Regions from separate parts of the Homo sapiens genome. Here region 2 is linked to region 1. A link is a contact called in ENCODE Hi-C or POLR2A ChIA-PET data. All regions are on one chromosome and are shown on one strand. The core of a region is the stretch at or near the end of the contact, and the rest is flanking DNA. Distances in the headings are between cores, read along the strand shown. Region 1 overlaps NOL4L (nucleolar protein 4 like). Region 2 has its middle 18 kb from the start of ASXL1.

What was found. A loop is a pair of places that touch in the nucleus more often than their neighbours do. ChIA-PET counts read pairs that join two places held with the same protein, here RNA polymerase II (POLR2A). Pooled maps may share reads with other maps.
Region 2: a map of naive thymus-derived CD4-positive, alpha-beta T cell shows a loop between it and region 1 (21-fold over the local background). The contact joins two enhancer-like sites. A Hi-C loop is called at or near these places in 1 of 168 maps with a recorded cell type or tissue (naive thymus-derived CD4-positive, alpha-beta T cell) and 9 of 50 pooled maps. POLR2A ChIA-PET finds 5 or more read pairs at or near these places in 2 of 52 experiments (OCI-LY7 and activated CD8-positive, alpha-beta memory T cell).

Annotation. Positions count from the first base shown.
Region 1 is chr20:32,516,819-32,523,663 of GRCh38, forward strand. NOL4L (nucleolar protein 4 like) reads right to left here. Exons shown (of 11, transcript NM_001256798.2): 3 at 3,993-4,104. It overlaps LOC101929698 (a long non-coding RNA gene), which reads left to right. Exons shown (of 3, transcript NR_110619.1): 3 at 2,581-3,467. Among named protein-coding and RNA genes, the nearest start is that of NOL4L-AS1, 41 kb to the right of the region's middle. Within about 2 kb of position 5,078, at least 5 of the 41 ENCODE cell types and tissues checked have a DNase peak (open chromatin) inside an H3K27ac peak, as active enhancers do.
Region 2 is chr20:32,336,753-32,343,702 of GRCh38, forward strand. No RefSeq gene overlaps it. Among named protein-coding and RNA genes, the nearest start is that of ASXL1, 18 kb to the right of the region's middle. Within about 2 kb of position 2,184, at least 4 of the 41 ENCODE cell types and tissues checked have a DNase peak (open chromatin) inside an H3K27ac peak, as active enhancers do.

The DNA of each region.
Region 1 (6,845 bases), core at 3,828-6,327:
AGGGGTGGAGACCCAAGTGGACAACCTGCCTACTGAGGAAGAGTCAGCATTGCTGCCCATTGGCTACTCCCAGTTTGCAACCATGCAACAATATTTTGTCACATCAAAGAAAACAGAGACATGCCTCCAAAGGTCCCTTTCCCCAAGAGCTGGGCTGGTCTAAAGTCACACCCACTTTGCATGCTGTGTCCTCAATTCCTCAGGGACTGGTGGAAGAGGAGTGTGGAGTCAGGAGGTCCTGGAATTTCCCGTCCTCAGACTTCCTGATCCTCTGCCACCTCCTTTGTTTATGCTCCTGGCACTGGGGGAGGGCACGGGGCTGTCCAGGTCCCCCCCACTCTGCTGGGGAGAGACCGCTGAGCAAAGGAGGCCACTCTACTTCCTTTCTTTCTTTTTAACATAAGGCCAGGAAGCCAGGCATTCTCCCAGCAGCCCTCAAGGAGCCTCCATCCTGTCCCCTGTCCCCGCTCCCTCCCACCTTCCTGGGGCAGGAACACTGGGTCTGCCTCTGGGGCTGGTGCAGGCTCTGCTTTCCCAGCAGCTGGAGAGGGAGAAGGGAGGGCTGGCAATGCAGGGGTGCCTGGGAGACAGCAGGCTATAGCTGCATCCAGTGGCCAGCATGGCGGGCAGAGATAGGATCTGCAGGCTTTCAGCGGGGGCAGGAGGAGGGGAACCTGGGGACGGTCCAGGAGGCGAATGCCTCTGGCCACTTAGCAGACAGTGGAGCCTTTCAGACTCAAAACTCTCCACTGGCAGCTTCCAGAAACCAGGCCTTTCCCTTCTAACCCTGTCCAGGGTGTGGACCCAGCATGCTTGCCTGGCAGGGCTGGGGGCCACATCTGACCCTACCTGGGTAGAGGCAGACCTTGTGTCTCTGTTGGGCCACCTGGACGTTGGCAGCCTTGTGTCTGGGCACCGTAGGCCACGACACGGGCTGGAGGCAGGAGGCAGGGTGATGCTCCCCAGGCACCCGCTGCGTCCCAGGTGCCCTCCACAATAGGCTCACCCTCACCACCCTGAAAGGATGGCATTCCTTCCACTTTGCTGATGAGAAAATATGGTTTCCTGCCTGCACTTCTATCTCCTGGGAGAGCTTGGATGTATGATTTCACCTCAACACCTCTCTGTGCCTCAGTTTCCTTACCTGTAAGCCAGGACTAACACCTCATAGGATCTTTGTAACTGTCATGATCAGGAACTGCTCAGAGAGGTTCCCTGTCCTGCCGAGGGACACACAGTGGGGAACAGGGCTGCACACCAGACCTGCCTGACTCCAAGTCCATGCCCTTCCATGAGCCACTTCCCCGGGCTCCTGCTCCCTCAGCGTCTTCTCCTCTCCCTGCGAGGAGAAGCTCCGCTACCTGGGACAGAGATGGCATTGTGTCTGAGGATGGGGGAGGATGGGTGAGAATGGGCATGGTGCTAGTCTTCTGTCCAGCCTGAAGAAAGCCCCAGGAAAGATGGGCTTCAGCGCTGGTTTATATTCTAGATGGCTCCTGGCCTGTGTGCTCCCTCGCTCCCTGGCCTCTTTCTCCTCCCTGGGGGTGGGGTGTGGTGGTGGCAGCCAGCGAGGAGAGGAAGCAGGCCACTGCTGTGCTCCGCGTTGCCCTCCTGGCCACACAGAAGCCCACAGATGAGGAGTGCAGCCTGCAGCATGGGGAGACCTCGCAGCCATCAGTGAGGAGTGCGGAGGGAGCTGAGGAATGCCCTCCATACTGCCGTGGGATGTGTGGCAGGAGAGGGGAGCGGATGGCGCCTCAGACACCCCAGAGCAGCCCACAAATGGAGCCCCTCTTGGCTTCGCCTCTGTTCCTCCAGGCAAGCAATTCTGTGTCTGACTCCGCCAGTTGCTATGGAAACAATGAGGAAAGGAACGGGAGGGGACAGGCGGATGGGTGGGCAGGAACCAGGCAGTCACCACTAGGACACACACCCCTGGCCCCTGCGGCCTAAACCCTGGCAGGGTGGAGAGTGGGGCAGGGAAAGCCCTCCAGCCCATCTGCAGGTACCAAATGCTGTCTTGGCCCAGGGGTTGCAGCTGCTGCCTGGCCAGGGGCAGCCCACGTGGGTGGCAGCATTCAGGATCACTGGCTCAGGCATGCATCGAGGGAGTGTCCAGCATTATAACAGGAACCGCAACAGCCACAGCTCTCTCTTCCTGCACCAATGCCAGGTACAGGGACTAACCCATATCTTGTCAGCCTTCTGATTAACCCCATTTCACAGATGAGGGAACTGAGGCTCAGAAAGATGAAGTCCCTTGCCCAGGACACACAGCAGCTGAATGGTAGTGCAGCCCTGGAGCCCTGTTCTTAACATGGGAACCAGCATTTATGAGGGATTAACTAGATCCATTCCTGCCCCTCGTGCTTTGAAGTTGGCCCATGTGCCCAATGAAACAGCCGTGGCCTGATGGCTCCCAAGGGCATGGAAGCCTCTGGATTTGGTGAGTCAGCTGCTGTCAGAAGCCGTTCACGTGTGTCAGGGACAATGAACACAAGCAGAAAGCCCCGCTTGACGCCCATGCTCCCAATCCTTTGTTGTCTGCTCAGGCTTTGCTGTGGATTTTTCCTTCCCCAGATTCAATGGATGCTACTTGAGTGCCACCCGGATAAACGGCGCGCCCTTCATTCGAGTCTGTTTCCATCCTCGGGCCTGACTTCAGCAACTTCCACAGGCCCGATGCCCGGGAGCTGGCATGATGCACCAGGCAGTCCTGGAAACCCTGATAAATCGCCCACCTGGGCACCATTTCTCAGGGCAGCATTATAATTGTACCAGCCAAATGTGCTGGGCCGTCTCAATGTGCCAAAGCCACCTGCAAACAGATGGGCCCCCAGATTTCCTGGAGGCCTCTGGGATGTTCAGTTTGAGGGGGTGCGGGGGTGCTGAAGTGAGGTCCTTGCTGGTCTCACTGGGCAGGACAGAGCTGGAGGGCATGGACGTCAGTCCAAGGGATCACCTTTGGTGGTCACAAGTGCTCTGGGCATTTTATTTTATTGTTTTTTGAGATGGGGTCTAACTCTGTCACCCAGGCTGGAGTGCAGTGGCATGATCATGGCTCACTGCAGCTTCCACCTCCCGGGCTCAAGCAATCCTCCCACCTCAGCCTCCCAAACTGCTGAGATTACAGGCATGAGCCACTGTGCCCAGCCTGCCCTGGTCATTTTAAATTCTCATCAGTCGGCCGGGTGCAGATTACACACCTGTAATCCCAGCACTTTGGGAGGCCAAGGCGGGTAGATCATGAGGTCAGGAGATCGAGACCATCCTGGCTAACATGGTGAAACCCCATCTCTACTAAAAATACAAAAAAAATTAGCCAGGCGTGGCGGTGGGCACCTGAAGTCCCAGCTACCCGGGAGGCTGAGGCAGAAGAATGGCATGAACCCGGGAGGCGGAGCTTGCAGTGAGCCGAGATCGCACCACTGCACTCCAGCCTGGGCGACAGAGCGAGACTTTGTCTCAAAAAAAAAAAAAAAAATTATCATCAGTACTCCGTGGGTTTACTTATCAGAGGCCACATGGGTGTGCACAGGGTGGAAACAAGCACCAGGGAAGATGTATCATTAACAGGTATGTGGGTGGGAGGATGCATGCACACGTCTCAGGGAGGGTACAGGCCAGACCCTCGTGCATGGAGAAGCAGTGGGAGGCATGGATGGAACTTTGAGAACGGGGCAGGCTGGCCATTCCCAACTGGAATCCGGCTGGGAGGAAAGGGGCTGGCCGGGGCCTTGCAAGGCAGGGGAAACATGTTGTTCACTTTTTTGTTTTGTATGGTTGGTTTTTAAGTGAAATTTGAGATTTAAAAAAAGTTAAACGAAACAAAACAAGGCGCTTTGGGCAGCACCACGGACCCATACTGGCCTCTGGGACTAGCAACAACAGCTGCTGGACACTTTTCTGTGCCAGCAAAAGCTGGCGTCTTCAGGGACAGTCCACTCTTAGATGGCCCCCGCCCTAGCCCTCCAGCACGCCACCCCTGCTACCTTTGGGTTCCAGGCCATTGGAGTTAAAGTGCATCCTCTTCTGACACTCCGTACAGCTCATCAGGAACCGGGTCACGGCCTCTCTCGGGAGGAAGGCATAGGTCTCTGCGATCTGGAGGAGAGAAGAGCTTCGCTTGTTATATGGATCTGTGGGGAGGCAACTTGGCCATGGGGTCACCAAGGTCTGAGCTTTGGTGGCAGGTGCTTCGGCTCTTGCAAGGAAAGTCAGGGATTTGAGGAGCAAGGGACAGGTGTCCTGGATTCTCAGCTGTGGCAATGAGACAGTACTTTTGTGGAAAACCATTTGTTTTAAAAATCGCAATAAAGGAGGTTAAAAATTGAAAAAGCAAACCCTTTAAACATTATCTAGTCTTTAACCTATATTCTAATAAGTAACATTCCTCAGAACATTTTATTGCTGCTACAAAAAAATGGGCTTACAAACATTGCTCTAGCGTAGGGTGAGCAGTTCCCCTCTTAGAGATGGATAGACTGAGACCCACAGATAAATTCACTGCCCCAGGCCCATACACAGAACCAAAGGTCCTACAAGCCATCTCCTGTGATCACTGACAGGTCAAGAACCTTCTTAGGAAGAGCTGTGAAGGGCTAGTACCAGGCATCAGACTTTTCAAACTAGACAGGCTCTGCAGGACCCCCATGTTCCAGGCAACTATGGCTTGGAGAGGTGAGCTGACTCCCCAAGGTCACAAGGAATTTTCAAGGCAGTGCCAGACTAAACCCCATGTTCCAGGTCACACCACTCCACAGTTGCCTCCAGAAGGCCTCCCCTAGTTGAGGAGGAGGACAGGGATGCAGAGGGCTGGGGGAGAGACACAAAGAAGGGAGGGAACATGAAAAAAGGGCTGGGTGGGGGAGTGGGGAAGAAGTGGCTGTGGGCCTAGGTGTCCAGCCCTTTCCTCTTGCTCTGGGTTTTGGAAAAGCCACTGACCCTGATTTAGCTGTCTGGTGGGGCCAAAGAGTCCCTTCAGTCCCAGGTTCCCTGGGCTGAGACTGCCCAGTTACTGGTTTTCCATGTGCTTCCTGGAGCCTGGGTCCTCCCGCACCTCTCCACTAAGGGGCAGCATCACCCAAGCGTTCCGCTGTCCTCGCCGCAGCCCGCAGCCGGGCTGGGAAAGTTGGCCAAGGGTGAGGGGCTGCTCTGCGCTGCGCTTGGCCCCGCCTTCCCACAGCAACTGCAGGGGTTTGCTCCTTTAGAAATGCACGAATGTCCTTCTCCATCTCTGTGATGGCTGGAGGGTAGAGGTGGGCTAGGGCGGGGCTGGGGAGTGGAGTTGTGGGGGGATGCAGAAGGCTTGGGGTGTCCCAGGCTGTGGCTGGGCTCTTGGAGGACCAGCTCAGGCACAGCTTCCAGCTCAGCCCACTGGCAGAGTCCAGGGGCCACTCTTGCCAGCTGCAAATGCGAAGTTAATTTTGGTGACACAATTGTTATTTCTCAGCTGATTTGATGCTCTGTGGAGCAGGCAGGCTCCTTGATGAGTTATCTCCCTTCCAAATTCCCTGTCTGATTGCCTTCCTCTGGAGGTCAGGGACAAGGGCAAACCCCAGTGTCTCTGACTGGAGCAGCGGATGGGAGAGCAACATCAGGGATGCAGCTGGTCCTTGTCAGGTGTCAGGTCCGAGGGATGGGGCTTTTCTGCCATGCACACAGAGAGCTTCATCCCTAGCCCAGGCCAGGATAAATGTGGCCACCACTCTACCCCTGGAGAGGGAGCCATTCCTGTGCCCTCAGTAGGCCAGGCAGCAAGAAGGGCCCTGCCCATCCTGTGTGCAGCCCTCAGCAGAGCAGCCCAGGGCTGCCTGGAAGTCTGGGGGCACGTTCCTCTCAGGCCAGCTGGGTCTGGAGAGAGATGTCTGGCTGAAGGGTGGCAGCTGCAGGAGCAAGTGTGCAGGAGGGAAGGGCGTGTGCTAGGCAGAGCAGAGGGCTGTGGCTGACTTGGGCCGACAGATGCCCCTCGGCTCCCCTGAGACGTGGCACCCTAGGTCAGGCCTCAGGAGAGCTCAGTGGAGGGCCCGGGGGAGGGTTGCACAGTCAGCTGGGAGAAGAGGGCCAGGTCCCTACCATGAGGGCAGCCCTACTAAGCTACCCAAAGCTTGCCTGCTCACCTGCCAATGGGCAGAGAAATATTTTTTAAAGGGCTCAGGGGGTCCTCCTGGCCTGGCTGCTCTGCTGAGGGCTGCACACAGGATGGGCAGGGCCCTTCTTGCTGCCTGGCCAGCTGAGGGAATAGGAATGGCTCCCTCTCCAGGGGTAGAGTGGTGGCCACATTTATCCTGGCCTTGGCAGGGACCCCAGCAGTGTGCAAAGGCTGGCTGGCGTGCCACAGGGAGGGGAGTGCTGAGCACACACCTTCTGGCCCTGGGTCCCATTGATGGGTGGAAGGGGAGGATAGAAGGCTGACAGGTGAGAAGTCCTTGGAACTGCCTGAGGGCCAGGGAGGGAAGCCCTGCCCCACAAGGCTGGATTGTCTGCAAGCCTGGCTTAGAGCTCCCTGGGGAGTCAATAAAGCGCAGAGTCCAGCCCAGCTCTGCACTGCCGTAGGGACCTGTATAGAGGATGACAAACCCTCCCCCTGCAACCTTCAGCAGGCATCTTCTGATTCATCTTCCTGGCTTGCCTGGGACCAGAAATGGGACCTCCATTTCTGATTGAGTGCACGAATGCCCAAGGCCACAGGACCACAGAATGAGTCGAAACCAGGAGGACAATCCTAGCAGATGCTCTAGTTAATAGGATGGTGGTTTTCAGATGGTTTTAGATTTAAGCTGCAGACCCTGTTCTAGAAATAGACTCATACACTGAAGCCCAAAACATGAAACAGATAAAGACAG
Region 2 (6,950 bases), core at 934-3,433, 180 kb before region 1:
GTCATTTTGCCCAGGATGGTCTTGAACTTATGGGCTCAAGTGATGCTCCTGCCTCAGCTTCCCAAAGTGCTGGAATTATATGTGTGAGCCACCCTGTGTGGCCAATATAATAGAATATTATAAAAGGAGAGTGGAGACCTAATTTAGATGGGGTGGGTAAAGTAGGAAAGGGCTCTTTGAAGAAATGACAGTTACAGTGAGATCTAGAGGACAGGAGTTAGCTGGGCAAGGAGGAGGGAAGGGCATTTGTGAAGGGATGGGGGAACAGTGTTTGCGAGGGTTTTGCAGAACAAACTCAAATTTCACAAGAAGGTATCTGCAGTCCCTTTTTACCCTCACTAGAGGGTAGCATGGAGAACTGTAGAAAAGATTACAGTCTAGGACTTTAAAGATAGCAACAAAAAATGTAAAGAGCACAAAGGGGACAGTGGCCTGTGCGACTCGGGCAAACGTTTCATAATTGTGTTTCTTCATAAGACGCTTTCAAACTATGTGTAATGTCTGTTTACTCCCCACCCTTCCAAAAAGAGTTAAGAAACAGCTTGGCTTAGCCTCAGTAATTACTAGTTTAGAATAGTTCAGAATCCATTACCCAGAAAGCAAGAATTCAAAGTAGGATTTGAAGAACTGTGAGTGTGTTCTTGAAAATGACAGAATTTGCTGGGCACGGTGGCTCACGCCTGTAATCCCAGCACTTTGGGAGGCTGAGGTGGGCAGATCACCTGAGGTCAGGAGTTTGAGACCAGCCTGACCAACATGGAGAATCCCCGTCTCTACTGAAAATACAAAATTAGCCAGGCGTGGTGGAACATCCCTGTAATCCCAGCTACTCAGGAGGCTGAGGGAGGAGAATCGCTTGAACTCAGGAGGCAGAGGTTGTGGTGAGCCGAGATCGCTCCATTGCACTCCAGCCTGGGCAACAAGAGTGAAACTCCATCCATCCATCTTAAAAAAAAAAAAAGAAAAGAAAATGACAGAATTCTTGGTTGGGCCAGAGGCTAATTCATCAGGGGAAATACAGGACAGACGGGGCACCTGGCAACTTGGAAATTCCTACCAACTCAGCTTTGTTTTTATCTTTTGGATTTTTAAAATTTTAATCAACAAACTACTGAATTTTGGAAACTGTATTTTGAACTTCAGACTGATAATTTAAGTCTTGGGGGCTGTGATTTTGGCAGGCCCTCTTATATTAGAGTTACCATCTGATTGAAGCTTACCCTGAGATTCTGGTCTCCAAGGACCATGTGGTGGTCACATCTGCCAACTGGGTCGTTGGTGGCATTTGTCAAGGACGTAACTAGCTCTTGCAGCTGCTCCTGTTTCAACCTCCATTTCTTTCACTAGTCTTGTGGTTAACCGGTCCCTGGGTGCTTCAGTTAGGCGTGCCAACTGGGGACTTGCTGTTGGGCTGGAGGAATGGGCAGAGGGAGCGATGGCTCACCGCATCTCTGGGGACGGTGTAGCCCACAGGCACTTGTTGAGTGCCCTCTATGCACCAGGCCTTGCCCTGCACTGGAGATAGGGAGGGGAGTAGATGTACCATGGCCCTTCTGAGGAGAGGGGAGACAGAAACACAAGGATGGCAATTCAGAGCACTTGCTGCATAGGAGGCCTGGCTCCTCTCCTCACACAGCCCTCCTAGTCCTCTGAGGCCGGAGCTACACAGGCCTCCATTTGGTTCCTGGGTTATGCCATGTGCTTTCCTGCCTGGCACCTTCACACCTTCACACATGCCATATGCCTTCTGCCTGAAACATTTTCTCCTCATTCTTTGCTCGGCTAACTCCTTCTCATCCATCAGGAACCAGTTGAATGTCACCTCCTCAGAGAAGCCTTCCCCAGCCCTTCGTTGTGGTTTTCCCCATCTCCGCCTCCCAGGTTCAAGCAATTGTCCTGCCTCAGCCTCCCGAGTAGCTGGGACTATAGGCTGGTGCCACCATGCCCAGCTAATTTTTTATATTTTTAGTAGAGATGGGGTTTCACCCGTGTTAACCAGGATGGTCTCGATCTCCTGACCTCATGATCTGCCTGCCTCAGCCTCCCAAATTACAGGTGTGAGCCACCGCGTCCAGCCACAAAAAAAATTCTTTAATTCGTCAGGCATAGTGACATGAACCTGTAGTCCCAGCTACTCAGAAGGTTGAGGTTGGAGGCTCACTTGAGCCTAGGAGGTCAAGGGTGCAGTGAGTTACGATTGCATCACTGCACTCCAGCCTGGGTGACAGAGGAAGGAAGGACAAGCATGCCAGACAAAGGGGACAACATGAATAAATGCAAGGAGAGTTCCTGGTGACTGCGGAATCTGATGGGCCTGGAGTGATGGAATGGGGATGGAGAACGGGGCTGGGAGGGTCTCGACTCCATGGCTCAAGTTAGAGGGAGAGCCCTTGGAGGCTTTTGTGTGTTTTGGAGACCAGGGGAGTGAAGCGCAGCCTATTTACACTCGAGTATTTTCCCCTTAAGCCAGCCTGGCATGCTATTATTTCTTTTTGAGATAACAGAAAGCAATTTCACTAAGTGCCTGCTTTAAGTTTGCCTGCTGTTCACACAGCTTTCTGGGCTTAGTTGGCAAATTGCATTCTGCCAGGAGCTTTCCCTGGCACAGCTCACTACCCAAGGAATTCTAAGGAGCACTTGAGCTTGACTCCAAGGTCTTAGTTCCCTAGGAATGGGGCCTAGTCTTTTTTCAGGGCAGTGGGCTGGAAGGTGGCCCCTATTCTGCATTTGGCAGCAGAGAAATTAAACTTCTGCCATTGGTTTGGGGATTTGTTTTTCTGTTCAGTCAACAAAAGATTAAATAACCTATGCTGTTCAAGACTCTATGTCATGGGCTACAGCAGCCATGAACCCTGCCCTTCCAGAACTCTCAGTCTGGAGGAAATTCTGGCCATTCACAAATAAGTAAATTTAAGGTGAGCAGTGGCACAGATACAGCACAAAGGAGGCGTCACAGATTTCCATAAGGGGCTTTGTTAATGCAGTGATCACCCTCTGCTAGATTATTCCAGGGACAGTGAGGAGCCAGGACTTTGGCATCAGATTCATTTATTCATTCTTTGAGCATCTACTAAGTACTGGGCATTCTTCTAGATCCTAGGGATACAGAAGGCAGCTCCTGTCCTAGGGAATGTCACATCCTAATAGTGGAGGCAGATGGTTGTCAAAGGACAAACAGGCTGTGTCTAATGGTGGTCAGAGTGCTCTGAAGTAAAACCAGGCAGGTCAGAAAGTAAAGAGCTGGGGTGTGGCTGAGCTGGATTGGGAGGGCAGGGAAAGCATCTCTGGAGTGATGAGATGTACATTTGAGCAGAGCCCTGAGTGAAATTAGGGAGCAAGCTGTGTGTCTGGTACCTGGAGGCAGAATATTCTAGGAAATAAGAGTCAGAGTGTGGCTGGGCATGGTGGTTCACACCTGAAATCCCAGCACTTTGAGAGGCTGAGGCAGGCAGATCACCTGAGGTCAGGAGTTCGAGACCAGCCTGGCCAACATGGTGAAATCCTGTCTCTACTAAAAATACAACAATTAGCCAGGCATGGTGACATGCGCCTGTAATCGCAGCTACTCAGGAGGCTGAGGCAGGAGAATTATTTGAACCTAGGAGGTGGAGGTTGCAGTGAGCTGAGATTGCGCCATTGCACTCCAGCCTGGGCAACAGAGTAAGACTCAGTCTCAAAAAAAAAAAAAAAAGAGTGCAAAGGAGGTGGGAGTGCATTTAGAGACAGGAAGGGGACAAGTGTGCTTAGTGGGCAGTAGGTTAGGAAGGTGGGCAGAGGCAAGTCGTAAGTGAATTTTATTTTTGAGCCATTGGACACTTCTGAGCAAAAGAGGGAAATGATCTGACAGGAATGCTCTCAAAGGATCCCTCTGGCTGCTTGGTGGAGACAAACTGTAGGTAGCAGAAGGGGAAGTGAGGAGACTGCTTGGAGTGGCAGGGGGTTTGGGGACACGGGGATGGGGTGAGGAAGGTGCAGTGGGCCGGCAAAGGTAATGCAGATGAGAGAGGGCAGCTTGGACCAGGCAGTGGGGACAGAGAAGTAGGAACGTGCCTTAGATTTATTTTGTCTGCTGATAATCAGAGATGAGAGGGGAGATAAAAAGAAGCAACAATAGTTCCAAGGTTTTTGATCTGAAACTTATTGAAATTCAACCTATGCCACTTGTCGCCCAGGCTGGAGTGCAGTGGCATAATCTTGGCTCACTGCAACCTCTGCCTCCTGAGTTCAAGCGATTCTCCTGCCTCAACCTCCTGAGTAGCTAGAATTACAGGCATGCGCCACCACGCCCGGCTAATTTTTGTATTTTTAGTAGAGACGGGGTTTCACCATGTTGGTCAAGCTGGTCTTGAACTCCTGACCTTGTGATCCACCCACCTCAGCCTCCCAAAGTGCTAGGATTACAGGCATGAGCCACCACGCCCAGCCTGTTTTTTCCCTTTTTAAAAAACAAAAATACAACAAAACCCACACAACTTTATTGAGATTTACAGTCATGCATTGCTTAACAATGGGGAGACCATCTGAGAAATGCATCATTAGGTGATTTCATCACTGTGTGATCACTATGAAGTGTATGTGCACAAGCTTACTGGTATAGCCTACCACACAATTAGGCTATATAGTATAGCCTATTGCTCCTAGGCTACAAAGCTGTAAAGCATGTTACTGCACTGAATACTGTAGGCAATTGTAACACAATGGTAAGTGTTTGTGTGGCTAAACATTTCTAAACAGAAAAGGTACAGTAAAAATATGTTATTATAATCTTATGGGACCACCATGGTATATGCAGTCTGTCATTAACCAAAATGTCCTTATGTGGTGTGTGGCTGTAATTCACTTAACATACAATTCACCCATTTAGTATACAATCCAATGCTTTTTTAGTGTATTCGCAGTTGTGCAACCATCACCATCATTAATTTTAGTTGATTTTTTATTTTTATTTTTTGAGATGGAGTCTCACTCTGTCACCCAGACTGGAGTGCAGTGACATGATCTCGGCTCACTGCAACCTCCGCCTCCCAGGTTCAAGCGATTCTCTGGCCTCAGCCTCCAGAGTAGCTGGGATTACAGGTGCCTGCCACCACGCCCAGCTAATTTTTGTATTTTTGGTAGAGGCAGGGTTTCACCATGTTGGCCAGGCTGGTCTCCAACTCTTGACCTCGGGTGATCCGCCTGCCTTGCCCTCCCAAAGTGCTGGATTACAGGCGTGAGCCATAGCACTCAGCCACTATCATTAATTTTAAAACATTTTCAGGCCGGGCCCAGTGGCTCACTCCTGTAATCCTAGCACTTTGGAAGGCCGAGGCTGGTGGATCATTCAAGTTTAGGAGTTCAAGACCAGCCTGACCAACATGGTGAAACCCTGTCTCTACTAAAAATACAAAAAATTAGTTGGGCATGGTGGTGCACACCTGTAATCTCAGCTACTCGGGAGGCTGAGTCATGAGAATCGCTTGAACCTGGGAGGCGGGGGTTGCAGTGAGCCAAGATTGTGCCACCATACTCCAGCCTGGGCAACAGAGGAGGACTCCATCCCCAAAACAAAACAAAAAAACATTTTCATCACCCCAAGTATGCATTACCAGTCACTCCCCATTTTCTTTGAACTCTGTGGCCCTAGGCAACCTCTAATCCGCTGTGTCTCGTCTGCTCCTGGCTCTTTTTGGGTCTTATCTGTATTGCTATTTGCTCATCTGTAACTTCACAGGGTAACTGTGAGGTTTCAAAAGGTGATGTGAAAACATGAGAGCTTGTCTAGCAGGCCAAACAAAGTGGCTGTGCCCTTCACTGCTGCCCTGACTCCTGGTTTGCCATCCCAGAGCAGGACAGCTCTGACGATGCGTTACTGAGGCAGTGTGAGCTGTAGTGAAGAGTGTGGGTGCCAGACCCAGAGGGCTGGATTGGGAATTCTGAACTCACGATTTACTAGCTTTGCAATTCTGGCAATGTTTCTAGACCTCCTTGGGGTTTCAGATTCCTCAACTGTCAAAAATGAGTCATAGCAAGTATAGTCATGCATCCCTTAATGTCGGGATACTTTCTGATAAATGCATTATTTAGGCAATTTTGTCATTGCGTGAGCATGATAGAGTGTACTTACACAAATCTAGATGGTATATACATTTTATTTATATATTTTTTCTTCTCTTTTTTTTTTTTTTTTCTTGAGACAGGGTCTCACTCTGTCACCCAGGCTCAAGTGATCCTCCCACCTCAGCCTCCCCAGTAGCTGGGACCACAGGTGTGCACCACCACACCCAGCTAAGTTTTTAATTTTTTGGTAGAGATGGGGGTCTCCCTGTGTTGCCCAGACTGGTCTTGAGCTCCTGGGCTCAAGCCATTCTCCTATATTTTTTCATGTGGAAAACGCAATGTCCCAGCACCGTTACTGAATATCACTCATCTCCTCTACTTGAGCTGCAATGTCAATATCAAGTGCCATATGTCAGATTTCCATTTTTTTCTTTCTTTCTTTCTTTCTTTTTTTTTTTTTTTTTTAAAAAAAAGACAGGGTCTCACTCTGATGCCCAGGGGAGAGTGCAGTAGCAGAATTCTGAAACTCCTGGGCTCAAGCAATCCTCCCAGCTCAGCCTCCTGAGTAGCTAGGACTACAGGCTTGTGCCACTACCTCCGACTAATTTTTGTATTTTTTGTAGAGATGGGGGTCTCACTATGTTGCCCAGGCTGGTTTCAAACTCCTAGCCTCAAGTGAGTCTCCCACCTTGGCCTTTTAAAGTGCCGAGATTACAGGCATGAGCCACTGTGCCTGGCCTTATGTTTCTGTATATGCTCCACTATAATCTTATGGGACCACTGTCTTATATGTGGTCCATTGACTGAAGCATTATTATGCAATGCATGACTATAATTCTTAAGTTGCCGTGAGTCACACATGTGAAGCATTGGGAACAGTGCCTGGTATGTGGCAATGTTAATGTGAATGT